Linked DNA regions of Homo sapiens: region 1 is linked to region 2. Evidence: read pairs that join two places in POLR2A ChIA-PET (ENCODE). Cell type or tissue: A673. All regions are shown on one strand.

Evidence for each region. ChIA-PET counts read pairs that join two places held together with the same protein. Peaks named below come from ENCODE experiments on the same cell type or tissue, not always from the same donor. Only the 100,000 strongest peaks of a DNase experiment are listed, where the experiment ranks them.
Region 1: POLR2A ChIA-PET joins it to region 2 with 5 read pairs; 2 of 35 experiments call an interaction of 5 or more read pairs at or near these places.

The regions. Positions count from the first base shown.
Region 1 is chr14:53,529,141-53,533,140 of GRCh38, reverse strand. All of the region lies in intron 2 of LOC105370504 (a long non-coding RNA gene), which reads right to left. Among named protein-coding and RNA genes, the nearest start is that of LINC02331, 320 kb to the left of the region's middle. In A673, no CTCF peak of the experiment used is centred here; no DNase peak of the experiment used is centred here.
Region 2 is chr14:52,921,411-52,925,410 of GRCh38, reverse strand. All of the region lies in intron 2 of FERMT2 (FERM domain containing kindlin 2), which reads left to right. All of the region lies in intron 2 of LOC105370500 (a long non-coding RNA gene), which reads right to left. Among named protein-coding and RNA genes, the nearest start is that of FERMT2, 28 kb to the left of the region's middle. In A673, no CTCF peak of the experiment used is centred here; no DNase peak of the experiment used is centred here; H3K27ac peaks cover 728 bases.

The sequences.
Region 1 (4,000 bases), 610 kb before region 2:
TTTTGTAGGGGCCGTGAGGGGAGAGAACCAAGCCAGCTCACAACACGGCATGAAAATGGCTAAACATGATACCAGTAAGCCCCTCCCATCAGTGAGGACACAGGAGCAGACACAGAACATGTGGCAGCAGCTGTGCTTCCAACAATGGGAGACTCCATTTTCACTTCAATCTGGAAACAATTCAGAGGGAAAAGTCTTCTCTTCTCTATATATTTTTTATTACAAGAAAAAAATCTCACACTATGAGAGTGCACAGAAAAAAAAGAGAGAAGTCGCTCCCTGCTAATAAGTAGCTACAGGAAGCATTTTTCAGACTGAATAGATAAAGCAAGGTATTGTTGGAAATAAAATTGGTTAAAACTAAACAGCAACAATGACAACAAAACCACACCTCAAATAAACTTGGAGCAAATGCTCTCAGGGCCCTGATATGTGGAAATGACAATGCCAGAATAGTTCATGAAAGAATAAGTTCACTCAGAAGAGAAGCAATAGCCGCTAAAGGACCTAAAAGAAGAAATTTAATTTCAAGAAGATGCTGCTGTTAGTATCTGTCACCATTTTCAGTATCAGTTTTAATGTATTTTATTAGCTACTCTGGGGTTTTCAACAACCCTTAGTGAGAAGGGATTTAGAAAAGAAAGTTTAAACCCAGCTGTGTTCTTGCTGATCATTTGTTACCCATGATTATGCATACATTAACTAGATGTATAATAAACTATGCACAATTTTCAACCCATAGCAGAACTTACATGCACATCTCTCTTGTTCATTTAATCTGAAAATAGATACTTTTGTGACTGCTTATCTGAAGAGCTTTGAGCAAATAGGGAAACTGCACAGCAAGTCCGTTCATAGTTTTCTTTCAAAATGTTGTTTTAAGCAATTCCTAGTCCCTATTATCTTCTCACCCATCTCCCCACACATCTCAAACAAAGGAACAAAAATGACCAGAAATCTTGTTGTTCCCAATTCTGCTCCCAAACCACCATAGAACAAGAAGAAAGTGGGTTACCCAACTGACTCTAACAGAATATATGTCAATCCATTGTGGCTGTTTTTTTCATGACTTTAAAGATTGTGTTCAGTATAAATTCATTCAATAACGTCTGAAATCTTCCTTGATAGCATTGGAACTACAATTCTAAAGCTTTACAATGGTGGTGAGATAGCATGCCTGGATTATTTCCCCAGGGCCTAGTACAGTGTTTGACACAAGGTTATGATGCAATCAATATTTTTTGAATGACTCAATTAATTATTGATAGTAGGCAGGAATGGAGAAAAGGACAAAGGGAGGTAAGGGTCACTAATCACATTTATGCAGGATTTTCTTCCAATCCTGTTAAGTATTATACTAGCAGAAGCCAATCTGGGATGCTTTACTAAACACAGCTATTATATCATGCTAAATGACAGACAGATAACTTATAAGTTATTTCAATCTAAAAGCAAGACACAAAAATGGCAGTACTTCTTGTCCTCATTGTAGGCAGTGAGTAGTTCTGAGGCTCTAGAATCATTCTCAAACATGTCAGCCTTTACCAGTTGAAGTTTTGGAAATTACTCAGGTAACACTAAAAAGTGACTTGATACAGAATCAGAGATTTTAGAACTGAAAAATGATGGTGTTAATTAGGATTGATGACCCTGACCATCTGATTACTGTTTGTAATTTCATCATTTGAGTTGTAATTCACTGCCTATTAGCTCATATCAATGTCTGGTTATAAAAGTGTTCATAATGTTTACAATGAGAGGCCTTGGTGATTACAGTCCCATAAATGTGTGAATAATTGAGAGGTTATGCTGCAGCACACGCCTCATCAAGCTTCCTTTTCAAGTCTCAAGTACATATTTAAAGCTCAACACTAGAATTCAATTATACTTGAATTGCCAGCAAGAAAAAAAAGAGCTAAATTAACAAAGCTGTCAAAAACACTCTCTGCTTTAAACTTACTGGGACAACTGGACAATGGAAATAGTTCACCCATTTAAGGGTTGATTTCATCTGGTAAAGATTTATTGAGTTTCTTTCTTGGTCCCCAAGAAGATAGATGGAAAGTCAATCCTGATAAAATAGTTTGCAAAATTGACTGGATTGCTAGATGTATATAGCAGATTTGGTAAAATCAGTATAGAGAGAAGTGAACAGTTTATGTATGACCCAACAAGATCATGTTACAGTGGTCTCAATAAATTAGAATGGACCCAGCAATAAAATAATTTGGTACAGTGCGCACTATTCAAAGAGTACAATTAAGTACCTACCATCTCTGCTTTGACTCCACAAGGTAAGGGTCTGTAGTTTGGAAATGAAACTAACCCAACGCGTGTGAAAGAGTTCTATTCTTCTCCACTAATAAAAATACATTTCACGTAATACTCTTTTAAAGGATAATTCAAGTTTCTGGGATAACTCCAAACTGTTCTTAAATGAAAATGTCTTATAAAAAAAGTGTGATGAGATTTCAAAAATAATTACCACCAAAATTCAGACTTGATTAAAACTCTAAGTTGTATTTATTTTTAATATGACATATTTTGTAAGCTGTACAATGGGCCAAGCGAAGATAATCTTGGACTACTCCTTTTATGCTAGGTTTTTTTTAACTTAACCCTTTTTTTCTTTTGAGACAGAGTCTCACTCTGTCGCCCAGGCTGGAGTACAGTGGTATGGTCTTGGCTCACTCCAACCTCCACCTACTGGATTCAAGGGATCCTCCTGCCTCAGCCCCCGGAGTAGCCAGGACTACAGGAGCATGCCACCACACACAGCTAATTTTTGTATTTTTGTAGAGATGGGGTTTCTCCATGTTGGCAAGGCTGGTCTCAAACTCCTGGGGTCAAGTGACCTGCCTGCCTCAGCCTCCCAAAGTGCTGGGATTACAGGTGTGAGCCACTGCACCTGGCCAATTTAAATCATATTTGAAACACCATCCACAGACACACTTGATAAATACCTTATTCTGAATCCCATAGTTATGTAAAATAATCCTTACCACTCAAAATAGAATAGACTTCTTTTGCCCTGGAATCACCCACTTATGTGGTTCCCATTTTAAAACATCTAGAGGCCAGAAAGGGGGTTGGGGGGCTGAAAAGAAAAAAACAAAAGAATATAAATGTATTTTTACTACTGAATTGTACACTTAAAAATGGTAAAGATGGTAAATTTTATATGTACATTTTACCTCTATAATAAAGAAATAAAAATTTTTTAAAAATTTAACACATTCCTTGATTTACCTGAAGTTGTTCTCAGCACCTTACCTTAGATGTTAGAATCTTAGTGCTGTAAAGAAGCATAATGTCAAACTCATCCCATTCTCTCATTACAAAGAGAAGGGAACAAAGGCTTGGAGAGTTTAGTGACTCATCCAAGGCACATAGAGCCATGCAGTGGCAAAGCATGTACGGCCGTCCAGCTCTCTGATCTTTGCTCTGATTTTTTTCTGTGACATCATTTATTAACACCAGATGCCCTTCAGAAGCCACCACCATTTTTTTTCCCTCCCGTGTATAGTCTACTGAAGAAAAATAGTAATTCAATTTAAAAAGCATTTCTGTGTACCTACATGCATGGCACTCTACAAGGTAAGGTGGGCAGGCCCAAAGCCAACTAAGACTAGGCTCCTCTCTGCAGGGGAAGACAGACATGCTCCCGGATGACCATCATCCATAGTCGCTAACCTCCCGTAAGAGCTGACACAGACATGACCCATGCTAGGAAGGCACAGGAGTTAATGGAGTCATTACAGATTAGAAGACCTAAGAATGCTTTGAGAAGTAGGTGACAGGGTGGATGAGGAAGATTTTGGCAGGTGGCATGGTATTCATTCTGGGAAATTAGTTTATTCTGCCAGACTTGTTCAATTTTAATTCATTAAAAAATGGAATCTAAAAATATAGTAGACCATATCCAGTTGATGGATGGTGGCTTGGAATGTTACTACTGACTTAACAGGTAAGCTGGCAGACCACTAAATGTACATTTATC
Region 2 (4,000 bases):
AATTTTTGTATTTTTAGTAGAGATGGGGTTTCACCATATTGGCCAGGCTGGTCTCAAACTCCAACTTCTGACCTCAAGTGATTTGCCCACCTTGGCCTCCCAACATACTGGGATTACAGGTGTGAGCCACCGCTCCTGGCCTTTAAGTACTTTTTGATGTGCAGTTAGTTTTTATGCTTGCCTGGGCAAATGCTTCTCAGTTGGTGTACCATCATTTTTCTCAGGATTTTCATCAGTGTATACAATTTGTTTTTGCTACTAATGAATAGAATAGGTATGTTCTTGTGATAGTCTGAGCAGAGCCAATTGTGTGACTTGATATGGAGATACTGTTAGTTTCAAAATAAGATAGGTAGTGTGATATAAAGCCAGCACCAAAGAAAGAGCTAATTTTCTGGAAGTTGGGAAAACATTGCTTTGCCTGTTTGAGGGGGCTCAGTCGGGTCTTTAGGAAGTTTTGAAGTGATACTCTGCTGAAGGGCAAATTAGTGAATGATAATTATAAATAATTATAAATGATCTGAAATACGAAATCATTTCAGCCACTTTTAAAATAATGCTGTAATAGCTTTCCCTTTTTAAAAATGAAGCTAAAAATACTCCTTGGGTCTGCCATTTCCTTTCTATCTACCAGCTATTATTCTGTGTATTTACCAGCTATTATTCTATCTATTGATCGCTATTATTCTCCTTGCTGCAGTAAAATATCCAGGAAAAGTTTTCTGTATTTCTTATTTGTACTTCCTCACCTCCCAACCATTATAACTGAAATGGTTGTCATTTCCACTCTCACATTAACTTCTTGCACACTCTCTTGCAAGAGTGAACTCTTGCATACCCCCATCACCACACTTCTTCAAAATTATCAGTAATGATTTTGAAACAAGTGACTACTGCTTAAAACCATTTCCTAGACCCACAGAGATTCTGATATATTTGGTTTGAGAGATGTCACCAAGGTGGTGGAGTATCTGCCCATAAAAAAAATACAGACAGCTGTTCACAAACCAAAATAGCCCTAGTTTAGGGTGGGGCCAGGCATCAGTATTTTTTAAAAGCTGCTCAGATGATTCTAATGCCAATCAGGCAGAAAACTACTGCTCTAGGGCCTTATCTCATACATAGTAACACCTAAACCATGCACTGTGACCTACAAGGCTCCTGCCTGGCTCTCTGATGCCACCTCCTGCTGATCTCCATTTCCTCTCCTCTAGCCACCTTGGTCTCCCTCAATGGTGCTGGAACTTTGTTTTGTTCATCATCATATCTCTAGCACTAGAACAGTGCCTTCTTGCACACAGTACATGTTCAACAGGTATTTGTTGAATTCACGAATTCAGCACGTCTGATGTTCTTATTCTGTGGTAGTGATTACTCTGCAAGTAGTGCTGACTAGGTTGGTAGTGTGTTGAGTCTTCAGGAATGCTACTGAAAAGCCCAGTATTTGAACATAAGTCACAAGCCCCCACAGTCCAGCTTACCCATCTTCTAACACTGTCTTCTACTTCGCTGTCAGAACACCTACTTTTCTGTTTTTATCTTTTGCCATGAGTGGTATTGACACTTCTGATTTTTTTCTGGTCTCCTATTTCTGCTTTTATTTTGTGTAATTTTTTTTCTATATTGTTACTCATCCACTAGTTTCTCTGGGTAAAAAAGACTAGTTTTACCAGCGTTGCCAGTCAGTAAGAGAGCTTATTTTTTTTCTGTGGGTAAACGGACCACTCATAGGATGTCCAGTATGTAATCTTTGGATCCTATCCCCTTCTCTTGGTGGGTGCAGGTTGATAGCTCCTTTGATGAGAAACTGAGGTGGAATTCATGGGGGAGGGACAGGTTTTAAAGGGAAGGATGAGTATCAGGGGAGATATATGTTTCTGAGGTCACAGTTGGAAGCCTAATTGATGGAAAATTGAGATTTTATTGTACCATTATCTAAGTGCAAGATAACACTGCTTACAACAGGGGCCTGCAAAGTTTTCTTTTCTTTTCTTTCTTTTTTCTTAAGTATGGATAGTAGGTATTTTGGGCTTTTGGGCTTTGTGGGCCGCCATGCAGTCTGTGTCTAATGTTGTGGTGCAGAAGTAGACATAGACAATGTGTGAACAGAGTAGTGTGGCTGTGTTTCATAAAACTGTTTATGGGCATTGAAATTTGAACTTTATATAAAATTATGTAAAATACTGTTCTTTGGATTCCCCCCCCAACCCCCACCAGTTAAAAATACAGTCAGGAGCCATGTAACAGTGTTTCAGTCAACTACAGCAGACTATACAACCGTGGTCCCATAAGATTAATAATACCTTAATTTTACTATACCTTTTCTATGCTTAGCTACACAAATATTTATCACTGTGTTGCAGTTGCCTACAGCATTCAGTACAGTAACATATGTACAGGTTTGTATCCTAGAATCAAGAGGCCATACCATATAACCTAGGTGTGTAGTAGGCTATACTGTCTAGGTTTGTGAATACGCTCGTTGATGTTCACACAACAGTGAACTTGCCAAACATCGCATTTCTCAGATCTTATCCCCCTTGTTAAGTGACTCATGACTGTACAAAAACTGTTCTTAGCTAGTGAGCCATAAAAAGGCAGAAGGCAGGATTTGGTCCTTGGGCCATTCATAGTTTGCTAACCTCCAGCTTCACATTTATGTAGTTTTGACTTGGAAAGTCGAGTTCTTGACCAGTAGTCCTTTTCATACCTCACATTATAAAAATTCTTTAGATTTTGTGGTTGGTGGCACATTACCTCTTTATTAGTGTCCATATGTAAATTTTGTACCCAAAAGCTCCTTATCACGTTAGTGTCTTTGCCCTCTATGTTTTAGCACCTACTCCTGGGCCACATTGTTTGAGCCTGTCTTTTATTATGTCTTTGCAGCGCCCTGCTTCTACAATAAAACAGCTGTTTTTTTTTTTTAATTTAATAAACATTCCTTTCAGGCTGTAACAGGTGCTATGGAGGCCCCCCTCTTTCACTGTAGTTCACCTGCACTCCTGGTGGGCAGATCCCCAACATGCTGACAAGCTCTTTTCCTTAGGTGCAGGGATCTCTGAGCTTGCTCTGCCTGAGTGCAGGGCAGCCAGCCCCATGCTGGCAGCCAAGAAGTGTTAAGAGTTTTTAATGTAATGGCCCCAGGAGTAACCCTTAACAAGGAAGTGGAGAGATACCTCATCTTTCTCCTCTGTGGGAGAGTTCTGAGGCATGCCCTGAAGGACTGAACTGCAGGTGCTCACAGCAGTGAGGAACCTCCAGTTGGCTTTTCTCCCCATCTCACTTTCACTGATCCCCTCAAGTGTGCTTCCTGGGATTTCCTTCCCACAAATAAGCTGCTTGCACCCAAGTTCTTAGGTCAGGGATGCCTTCTGGAGGAACCCAAGTGACATGTGCTGGTGGACTCATAGTGCTCTTACAGCTCTTTTTCTCCTTGCCTCCCCACGGGGAGTATATGATGGAGCTTCCTTAGTGGGTGACATTGACACTAGATGTGAGAAAGAAAGTATTACAGGTTGAATATTCCTTATCTGAAAGCTTGAGACCAGAGTGTTTCTGATCTTGAATTTTGAAATATTTGTATTGTACTTAACCGGTTGAGCATTCGTAATCCAAAAATCTGAAATCTGAAATGTTCTAAAGTCTAAAACTTTTTTTTTTCCCCTGTTTTCTGAGCATTTTGGATTTCAGAGTTTCACATTAGGGAGGCTCAGCCTATATATACTACCTACCGATCATTCAGTTCAGCTCAACAGTAACTCTACTTGATTACCAGCATTCTTTGCAGGTTATCTTTTTCTGCCCTTAGTTTTCTGTTCCTGGAAAGAAAAGTAATATGTGATCAGTCATCTAACCTTGGTTGTCTTCTATAAGGTAGATCAGAATTTTCTGTTTCCAAAAGTTAGTTGGCAAATTCTGTGCTAGAAAGTAGGGTGTAGGGTACTATATACAATTAAGTATCACTGTTAAGCAAGTAGTTATAAAATAGCAGTTACAT